Regions from separate parts of the Mus musculus genome. Here region 2 is linked to region 1. The links are chromatin contacts, found by Hi-C or POLR2A ChIA-PET in ENCODE. All regions are on one chromosome and are shown on one strand. Each heading gives the region's core, a stretch centred on a gene start or an enhancer-like site at or near the end of the contact. The rest is flanking DNA. Distances are from core to core; before and after follow the strand shown.

What was found. Hi-C counts contacts between places; a loop is a spot of excess contacts on that map. ChIA-PET counts read pairs that join two places held with the same protein, here RNA polymerase II (POLR2A).
Region 2: a map of heart shows a loop between it and region 1 (9-fold over the local background). The contact joins the promoter of Eif2s3x here to the enhancer-like site in region 1. A Hi-C loop is called at or near these places in 9 of 37 maps with a recorded cell type or tissue (gastrocnemius, heart and left cerebral cortex). POLR2A ChIA-PET finds 5 or more read pairs at or near these places in 4 of 5 experiments (Patski and embryonic stem cell).

The regions. Positions count from the first base shown.
Region 1 is chrX:94,175,813-94,180,170 of GRCm38, forward strand. No RefSeq gene overlaps it. Among named protein-coding and RNA genes, the nearest start is that of Eif2s3x, 35 kb to the right of the region's middle. Within about 2 kb of position 2,044, at least 1 of the 3 ENCODE cell types and tissues checked has a DNase peak (open chromatin) inside an H3K27ac peak, as active enhancers do; it is heart, where a contact is called at or near this core.
Region 2 is chrX:94,209,870-94,214,501 of GRCm38, forward strand. It overlaps Eif2s3x (eukaryotic translation initiation factor 2, subunit 3, structural gene X-linked), which reads right to left and starts at 2,782. Exons shown (of 12, transcript NM_012010.3): 1 at 2,696-2,782; 2 at 1,850-1,913. The coding sequence starts at 2,764.

The sequences.
Region 1 (4,358 bases), core at 794-3,293:
CAACACTTTCTGTCACTAAGTCATTACACAGAACAGCAAAGGGTAAGAAGGGTTTGAGGTGGGAAATATCAGAAACAGCAGCAGAGACAGACACCAAAACCCAGGAGATACTGAAGCCACAGAGACCATTGACTTCTTAGAGAACACTTGAAGCTTTGTCATGATGGCTGGCCTTCCATTGAGTCAGTACGAATATAACATCACCTTGAATTTACAGTTTTGTTTTGTTTTTGGGTGTTTTGTTTTGTTTTGTTTTGTTTTTCGAGACAGGGTTTCTCTGTGTAGCCCTGGCTGTCCTGGAACTCAACTCTGTAGACCAGGCTGGCCTCGAACTCAGAAATCTATCTGCCTCTGCCTCCCAAGTGCTGAGATTAAAGACATGTGCCACAACTTTTCTGCATGCATGGGCATTTTGCCTGCATGTATGTCTGTGTACCATGTGCATATAGTGCCGGGGGGGGGGGGGCAGAAGGTTTTGAATCCCCTGGGACTATAGTAACAGAGCGCTGTGATTGCTGGCAATGGAAACTGAGTCCTAAATCCAGTACTACTGAGGACAAAAATTCTTTTTATAAAAACTTGAAATTTTTATTAGTGTTTGAGAGATATGAATATGGAGTCCAGAGAACAGCTTTTTTCCTTTTTGTTTGTTTGTTTGTTGCTGTTTTGTGCCAGGGTTTCTCTGTATAGCCCTGGTTGTCCTGGAATTCACTCTGTAGACCAGGCTGGCCTCGAACTCAGAAATCGGCCTGTCTCTGCCTCCCAAGTGCTGGGATTGTTTTTATTTTCAAGACAGGGTTTCTCTGGGTAGCCCTGTGTAGCTCTGTGTAGCCCTGGCTGTCTTGGAACTCAATTTGTAGACCAGGCTGGCCTCGAACTCAGACATTCGCCTGCCTCTGCTTCCCAAGTGCTGGGATTAAAGGCGTGCACCACCACGGTCCAGTCAAGAGAACAACTTTTGGTAATCTGTGTTCTCCTTTCTCTATGAACCTAGGTCATCAGACTTACCTAGCAAGCATTTATAACTGTTGAGCCATCTTGCTAGCACTCAGTTTAAGTTCTTAAAATTTAGGACATGGAGGTTGGATAGCTGTGAAATTGCAAAAGTTCTGAAAAATCCATTAGAAAAACCACAGGATACAAAACAAAACAAAGAAACACAAACTAAGCCAGGTCACGAAAAAGGCTTCAGAGGTCCCTGGAGACAGATAGCGTTGATGTCCATCACCACAGTAAAACGATGTGCTTTAAAAGGCATAGGGTTAGCAGGGTATGGTGGCTCATGTCTATAATCCCAGTCGTTGGGAAGGCAAATCCAGATTTCTGTCAGTTCCCTAGAGAATTCCGACCAGCATGAAATATAGTGAGAACCTGCACTAACCAAATAAACAAAGTGAAGGTTTCAGGAGAGAAAATGAGCAATCTGGTAGGAGCAGACTCTCCTCCCTTCCACTTGAGTTTAGGTTTTTAATTTAACCAACAGGCATCTATTGCTTTGGAGATTAATTTAGCCCTTCACAGCATTTCAAATTCACTATGGCTTTGCAGCGATGAAGCTGGAATGTTTTAATACATGATAAAAAAAAAAAAACTTCATCCTAAAGCCAAATACAACAAGCATCCTTGCAAACACCATCCCCAAATTGTATTCTAAAATTACCCGTCATATGTGCTGTTGGCGAAATACTTAATTGAAAACGTAGCTCTAAAACCCTGAAAAAAAAATCAATCTTCCTTTCCAAATAGAATCAAAAGAAAATGTGTAACTTAAGGCTTATGGGACATAGTTTAGGGGAGCAAGCAAAAAAATGGAAAGAAGCCACGGAGGCGTCCCAAGCAGAGCGGCATGATGGAACACGCTCAGCGGGGCGGCTGTTTGTCCAAGGCTGGAGTGCAGAGCAGAAAAAGCAGGACTCCTCCGTGGCGGAGGAACGAGCAGGGGGACTAAAACAGGCCACTCCTCGTTCATTTTAGACGTTCCACGTGGAGGAAGAGCGTGGTGTGCAGTGGAGCCAGACCGCATCCTAATGGCTCAGCGGGTAAAACCTAGAGCACGTCAGCTCCGCTCTCAAACTGACAGAGCTGGACCCACCCCTTTTCCCAGCCTCGTCACTTCCTGTCTGCCCAGCACCCACTTGCTTGGGGCCGGAAGGAGTCAACTCTCTTTCCGCGCTCGATCACCCAGGCGTAGCGCACTACGCAGGCTCGGCGGCGCTTCGGGAAGCAGCGGGCGACTAGGGAGGAGCTGGTCTCCACCAGCCATGCGATACTCCCACGGTGGAGGCGGCGACGCGGCGCGGGTAGCGGAAGAGGAGGGGCGGGGGGACTATACAGGAAGTGAACTCGGGGGCCGAATCGGCTCTGGCTGGGTCTTCCGTGTGTCGACTGCGCACGCGCGCGCCGCGGCGCGGGCGCCCCGGGCGCCACGGCTGCCGCTGCGGAAGCTGTCTGCCTGCCTGCCCTGCCCTTTTTACAAGGATGAGGGGGAAAACAAACCCAAAACACTGGTTCCTAAACAACTAAACACTTTTATTTCAAATTTGCCTATCACAACTGTCTATTCCAGGGCCCAATATGTCCATGTCTTAGGCGTGACTTTTTGTTCAATGATTTTTTTTTTTCTGTTCAAAAAAGGAATGCCTTTTTCTCATTGATAGCATACTCTGTCTATAAAATGTATAACTATAATTTTAAGTCTGGTTGTAGTCTGGTGGAATGATTGATCTGTCTCTGCAGCAGTAACACATTTTATATTATGATTTTGGGTTTGGTGAGAAAGTCAGCCAGTAAATATGATTTCTGCCTAGCCTGACAGCCGAATTCGCTTCAGAGTCTCCTCCAACCCTAATGGAAGCCCTCGGACATTCACATGGGCTGTGAAAATGCTCTCCACACACTATAAATAAAATAAATTTAATTTTTAAAATTGAATAAGTGCCGGGAAGTGGAGGTACATGCCTTTAATCCCAGCACTTGGGAGGCAGAGGCAGGCAGATTTCTGAGTTCGAGGCCAACCTAGTTTACAGAGTGAGTTCCAGGGCAGCCAGGGATACACAGAGAAACCCTGTCTCGAAACACCAAAAAAATAAAAATAAATTGAATAAGCAATTGGATAATTGAAAAAAAGATGCTCTAAAATGTTGTATATCGGGATGGAGAGATGGCTCAGCGGTTAAGAGCCCTGGCTGCTCTTCTAGAGGTCCTGAGTTCAAGTCTCAGCAACCACATGGTGGCTCACAACCATCTGATGCTCCCTTCTGGTGTGTCTGAGAACAGCTACACTGTGCTCATAATAAATAAATAAATAAATAAATCTTTTTTTTTAATGTATGTCAGGACTGCAGATATGACTCAGCGGTTAAAAGTATTTACTGCACTTTCAGAGGACCGGAATCTGGCTTTTAACAATTCCAGAGGGCCGGGCGTGGTGGCGCACGCCTCTGATCCCAGCACTCAGGAGGCAGAGGCAGGCAGATTTCTGAGTTCGAGGCCAGCCTGGTCTACAAAGTGAGTTTCAGGACAGCCAGAACTATACAGAGCTATACACAGAAACCTGCCCCGAAAAAAAAAAAAAAAAAAAAAAAGAAAAAAAACCAGTTCCAGAGGAATACAATGCCTCTGGCTTCCTCAGCCACTCACATACTTGCATACCCAGACAATACGCATATACTCATAATTAAAAGTAAAAAAATCTTTAAAAATATATTAAACCAGATGGTGGTGGTGCACACCTTTGATCACAGCACTTGTGAGGAAGAGGCAGGTGAATCTCTGTGAGTTCAAGGCTAACCTGGTCTACAGAGAATTCCAGGGCAGCCAGGACTACATACAGAAACCCTGTCTTGAACCGCCCTCCCCCCTCCAAAAAGTGCTATTATTTTGTGAGTATTTTGTCTTCATTCATGATTGTATTGTGGACCACGTGTGTCTGGTGTCTGCTGAGGGCAAAAAAATGGTGTTGGATCGCCTGGAACGGGAATTAGTAACCAGGGCCCTTTGCAAGAGCAGTCATCACTTTTCAAGCCCCTAATATATATATATTATTTATGTATATACTCTGGAGGCAGAGGCAGGTGATTTTTGTGAGTTTGAGGCCAGACTGTTCTACATAGCAAGTTTGAGGCCACCTAGGACTATGTAGAGAGGCCCTGTCTCGAAAAAGAAACAAAACAACAAAAACAATTAGACAAATGAACAATGCTTTTATTATTTTTAATTATGTGTGTGTGTGTGTGTGTGTGTGTGTGTGTGTGTGTGTGTGTTTGAATGAGAGTGATGGTGCCCAGAGTAGCCAGAGATTGGTTCCCTCTGGAGTTTGAGCTATTGGTGTTTAGGAACCACCTGAAGACTAGTGCAGA
Region 2 (4,632 bases), core at 1,532-4,031, 35 kb after region 1:
GATAAGAGAGGACAGGAAAGAGATCACGGAATAAAGCCGGGGTTTGAAAGGGGTCAACATTATTGCTAGACTACTTCCTGCTAATTAGGGGCATCAAGGTCCAAGTTCCTTCGGGGAAGTTTGATCTTGTCGGACATCTAATTTCTTCGTTTCTAACAACTACTTAACAAAGCATGACCAACCAACGACTAACCCAGTCTCTCGGGGTCCTAGCATTTATCTACCCTCAGAAGGAAAAGTCCCCAGAATTCCAAATGGGACACAATTGCAGAAACTATCTGCTGCTAGCAAAATCCCACCTCTGCTACAGCAGAGTCCACTTCTGTGGATAAACTGAAGCAGCGTCATATCCCACACCTGGCATTAAATGAAAAGCATAAGTCTTTAAAATATTTCTGTAGCTGGGCGAGGCGGGGCACGCCTTTAATTCCAGCACTCAGGAGGCAGAGGCAGGCGGATTTCTGAGTTCAAGGCCAGCCTGGTCTACAAAGTTCCAGGATGGCCAGGGCTATACAGAGAAACCCTGTCTCCAAAAACAAAAAAAAATTTTCTGTGATTTTTTTAAAAAAAAGAAAATAAATTCCTAAACTGTCATCATGACAATGACTCAACAGGTAAAAGCACTTGTCACAAGTGCCTTAGGACCAGATTCCAATACCTAGAACCTATAGGAAAGGGAGAGAACCAATTCCTAAAAGTTGTCCTGCTTTCCACACATTATAAATCTTCTCAGGCCCGGCGGTGGTGGTGCACGCCTTCAATCTCAGCACTTGGGAGGCAGAGGCAGGCGGATTTCTGAGTTCAAGGCCAGCCTGGTCTACAGAGTGAGGTCCAGGACAGCCAGAGAAACCCTGTCTCGAAAAAAACCAAGCTTCTCAGACCAGTTTTAGTAGAGTATATACTTGGGAGTAAGAAGCAGGATTTGAGGCCAGCCTGGACAATGCGGAGAGATGCAATAAAATTTAAAAGAGTAGTCCCAGCTCCTGGGGAGCAGAGGCAGTCTAAGAACTCACTTCAACTCTGAGTTTAAGCTTAGCTTGGTCTACAAAGTGAGTTCCTGGACAGCCAGGGCTATGTAGACAGACCTTATCTCAAACAAAAATTAAATATGTTTAAATGTTCACTTGAAATGTTGTTATCCTGACTGAAAAATTATTCATTTACATACTCTTCTACTAGTTCAAAACAACAACAAAACCCCTAAAATCACCCCCGAAACAAAACAAAAACACCAAAGATGTCAAGCACACAGCCATCATACTGTCATATTAGACAAACTCTGATACAACACACTCATAACCCTTGTATTCAGAAGTCTGAGGAGAAGGATTGCCTTGACTTAAAAGTCAGCCCAGACTTCATAGTGAATGCCAAGCTAGGCAGTCTCCCTAGAATAGCTAGCCGGAACACATAGCAAGCCTGTCTCACTTCCTCCCCAAATCCAACATCAAAAACCCAACCATACCCTATTCATACTCAAGCAATACCAATTCATACCTCAACAGTTCTAGGCGCCAATTAAGGGGGAGGAAAGAAGTGGACTTAATTATAGCTTATATATCAAATAAAACTGCCATAAACTATCCCGTATGGCAGCAAAGTGCATTTGTACCTCATAATTCACTACTCTATGATTACATACTACCTTGGACTATGAAACTTTTCTTTCATACATATCTCAAAAAAAAAAAAGTAGCAATATTTTGTTAGTAAGGGTACCACAGCATTCTTTTGACACACTGACCTACTCAGGACAATTTCCAAATAAATGTCCACATTACTCAATGAATTACATAAAAGAAAGGGTTAAAATTACTTGTAAGTCAAGTAAGTCTTCAAGCTATCTTACCAATATTAATTGTAGCTTGTCTGCTGATAACTTCATGTGAAAGTGGTGTCAACTTGGTAACATCCTGAAAAGAAATATATTGTAAAATATAATCAATACAAACCACAAGTTTTCCCTTGACTTTATATTCCTCGGGTACAACTGTATGCTCCGTATGAACAGCTCTCTTCTCCTGCTAAAGCCCCCCCCCCCCCCCCCCCCCCCGCCGGCAACATGCTGTTAAGACTGGGAAGACTATAATGACTATAGTGTCATTGTCACACTAAGACAAGTCCACTCACTAAGAGAGGTCTGGCGATGAAAGGCCACCAAATACTGGAGTCATAACAAGTCCTCAAATGTCTAACACAGTGAACAGTATAGTCCAATTTCCAATCCTTTACAGACTTAAACCTTAACAACTTTTTAACAGTCTCGTTAGTCTCATACTGGCCTCCAACCAGATATAGAGCCAAAAATGTCCTTTATCTTCTAATCTTCCTATTTTCATCTCCTAAGTGCTAGGATTACAGGCGTGCGCCTCTCCGGATGGAACTCAGGGCTGCGTGGATGCTAAGCATACACTCTACGCTATATTAATCATCTCCATTCTGTTTATTAACAAAGCTTAACTCCAGGAATTCCAAGTCTCACAATCGTTCCCCAGTTTGGGGACTAGACAAGGTACTGGCGGTAGAGCTGGCACGCACGCCTTGGACGCTAAGGCTTTAGCTGGCCCAGCTCTAGGATGGCTCCTTCAGCCCACGCTCCAGCCACCCAGGAACCACCTCATCTCCAGGCCCTCCGATGCTCCATTCCCACCCCCCAAGATCACTGGGCTGCTCCCGCCGCAAAGCCAGGGCCTACCAATGTGGCGAGATCCTGTCGGGAAAGATGGGGCTGACCGAGAGTCACTCCACCCTCACCCCCAGCCATCTTGCTCGGAGAGAAAAGGAAAATGCTCGGCAGCCGCCTGACATACCGTAGGCCCCTTGGGCGGAGCGAAGGGGAAGCGGCGGGAAGGCGGACTGCGGCATAGACCTGATGAAAATGATGGCGAATGCAGCACTGACCTGACTGCTCGGACTTCTCTCTGTTTGAATTTGCGCAGGAACGCCGGGCGACCTGACTCGAAAACAGGATACAAAGTTTCAGAACGTATCCGTCTCGGTCCTGTTGGATTTCTGTGCAGGCAAGACTCAGGGCAGCCCCAGGAAAGGCCCCTCGAGGGGAAGGTTATCGATGTGACACTGCGCAGCTCAGAACGGAGAAATCATTTCCGTTTCCTTTTGGAGGCGGGGGCTGGGAGCTGGCCGAAAAGACTTGCCGGCGTCTTTACATTTGGGTGTAAATCAGAAATGTCTCTTTTGTTTGATTCCATTGATTTATTTGTTTTCCCCATTTCTATAATCTACTAAAGCGATAGAGCTATATCAGCTCGGCGTTCTCTTCCGCCTTGCCGGAGCTCTGGACCGCACCGCGTGCTAGGCTGGCCACGCTCGACCGGAGCGGTCCCCAGCGAGCTCGCACAGAGCGCCCTCGCGCGGAGATCTGGGGAAGGGTTCGAGGATGAGATGATGGAGGAAGAGTCCAGTCCTCTCCGACCTCGCCCCCGCCCCTCACCTCCCCTACCCCTTGATCGCTAGAGAAATTTCTAAGGCCAGTGAGATGGTGTATGGTGACATTAGTCTGTATCCGCGTGAATGTAGCCTGGAAGCCGGGTGTCCACAGACTTTTTTTTTTCTGAAGCTGAATCTTGGAAACCCTCCATTAGACATCTTATTTTTCCTCTTGTGTTAAAAATAAGTGATGTTTAATGTGAGTGCTGGCTCCTACGTAATCTCCGCACTCAAGAGGCAGAAACACGAACTGGCTAACCTGGGCTGTGTATAAGGACGCTGTCTTAAAATTAAGGCTAAGGACATAGTTCTTAAGTAGTGGCAGGGTGCTGGAGAGATGGCTCAGAGGCTAAGAGCACTGACTGACTGCCTTTCCAGAGGTCCTGAGTTCAATTCCCAGCAACCACATGGTGACTCACAACCATCTGTAATGAGATAGAGTGCCCTCTTCTGGTGTGTCTGAAGACGGTGACAGCATATTCACATACATATGATAAATAATCTTAAAAAAAATAATGGTAGAAACCAAAATGCTAAAATGTAGTGTATTCTAATCTAGTAAAGGTATTTTATTTGACTTTACCTTTTTTTTTTTTTTTTTTTTTTTTTTTGGTTTTTCGAGACAGGGTTTCTCTGTATAGCCCTGGCTGTCCTGGAACTCACTCTGTAGACCAGGCTGGCCTCGAACTCAGAAATCCACCTGCCTCTGCCTCCCAAGTGCTGGGACTAAAGGCGTGCGCCACCACGCCTGGCTTTAACTTTACCTTTTGTTGTTTGAGACAGGGTCTCACTATACAGGACTTGTCTCTCAAGTGCTGGGGTTAAAGGTGTGAGCCACCATAGCTTCCCTCTTTAACCTTATACCTTTACCTTTTGATTTTATCTTATATTCAGTTTTTTTCATTTTACATTCTAAATAGCTATAGCAGTCAATTAAGGTATTTTTTCATAAAAATATGTAATGTTTGGCCAGGTAGTGGTGGCATATACCTTTAATCCCAGCACTAGGGAGGAGGAGGCAGGCAGATATCTGAGTTCGAGGCCAGCCTGGTCTACATTGGGATAACCAGGACTACACACAGAAACCCTGTCTTCAAAACCAAAAAAAATAAAAAAGTCTTTTGCTGTGTGTGCTGGGGTCCTCGTAATCTCAGCACTAAAAGCACTCAGGAGGCCCAGGCAGGA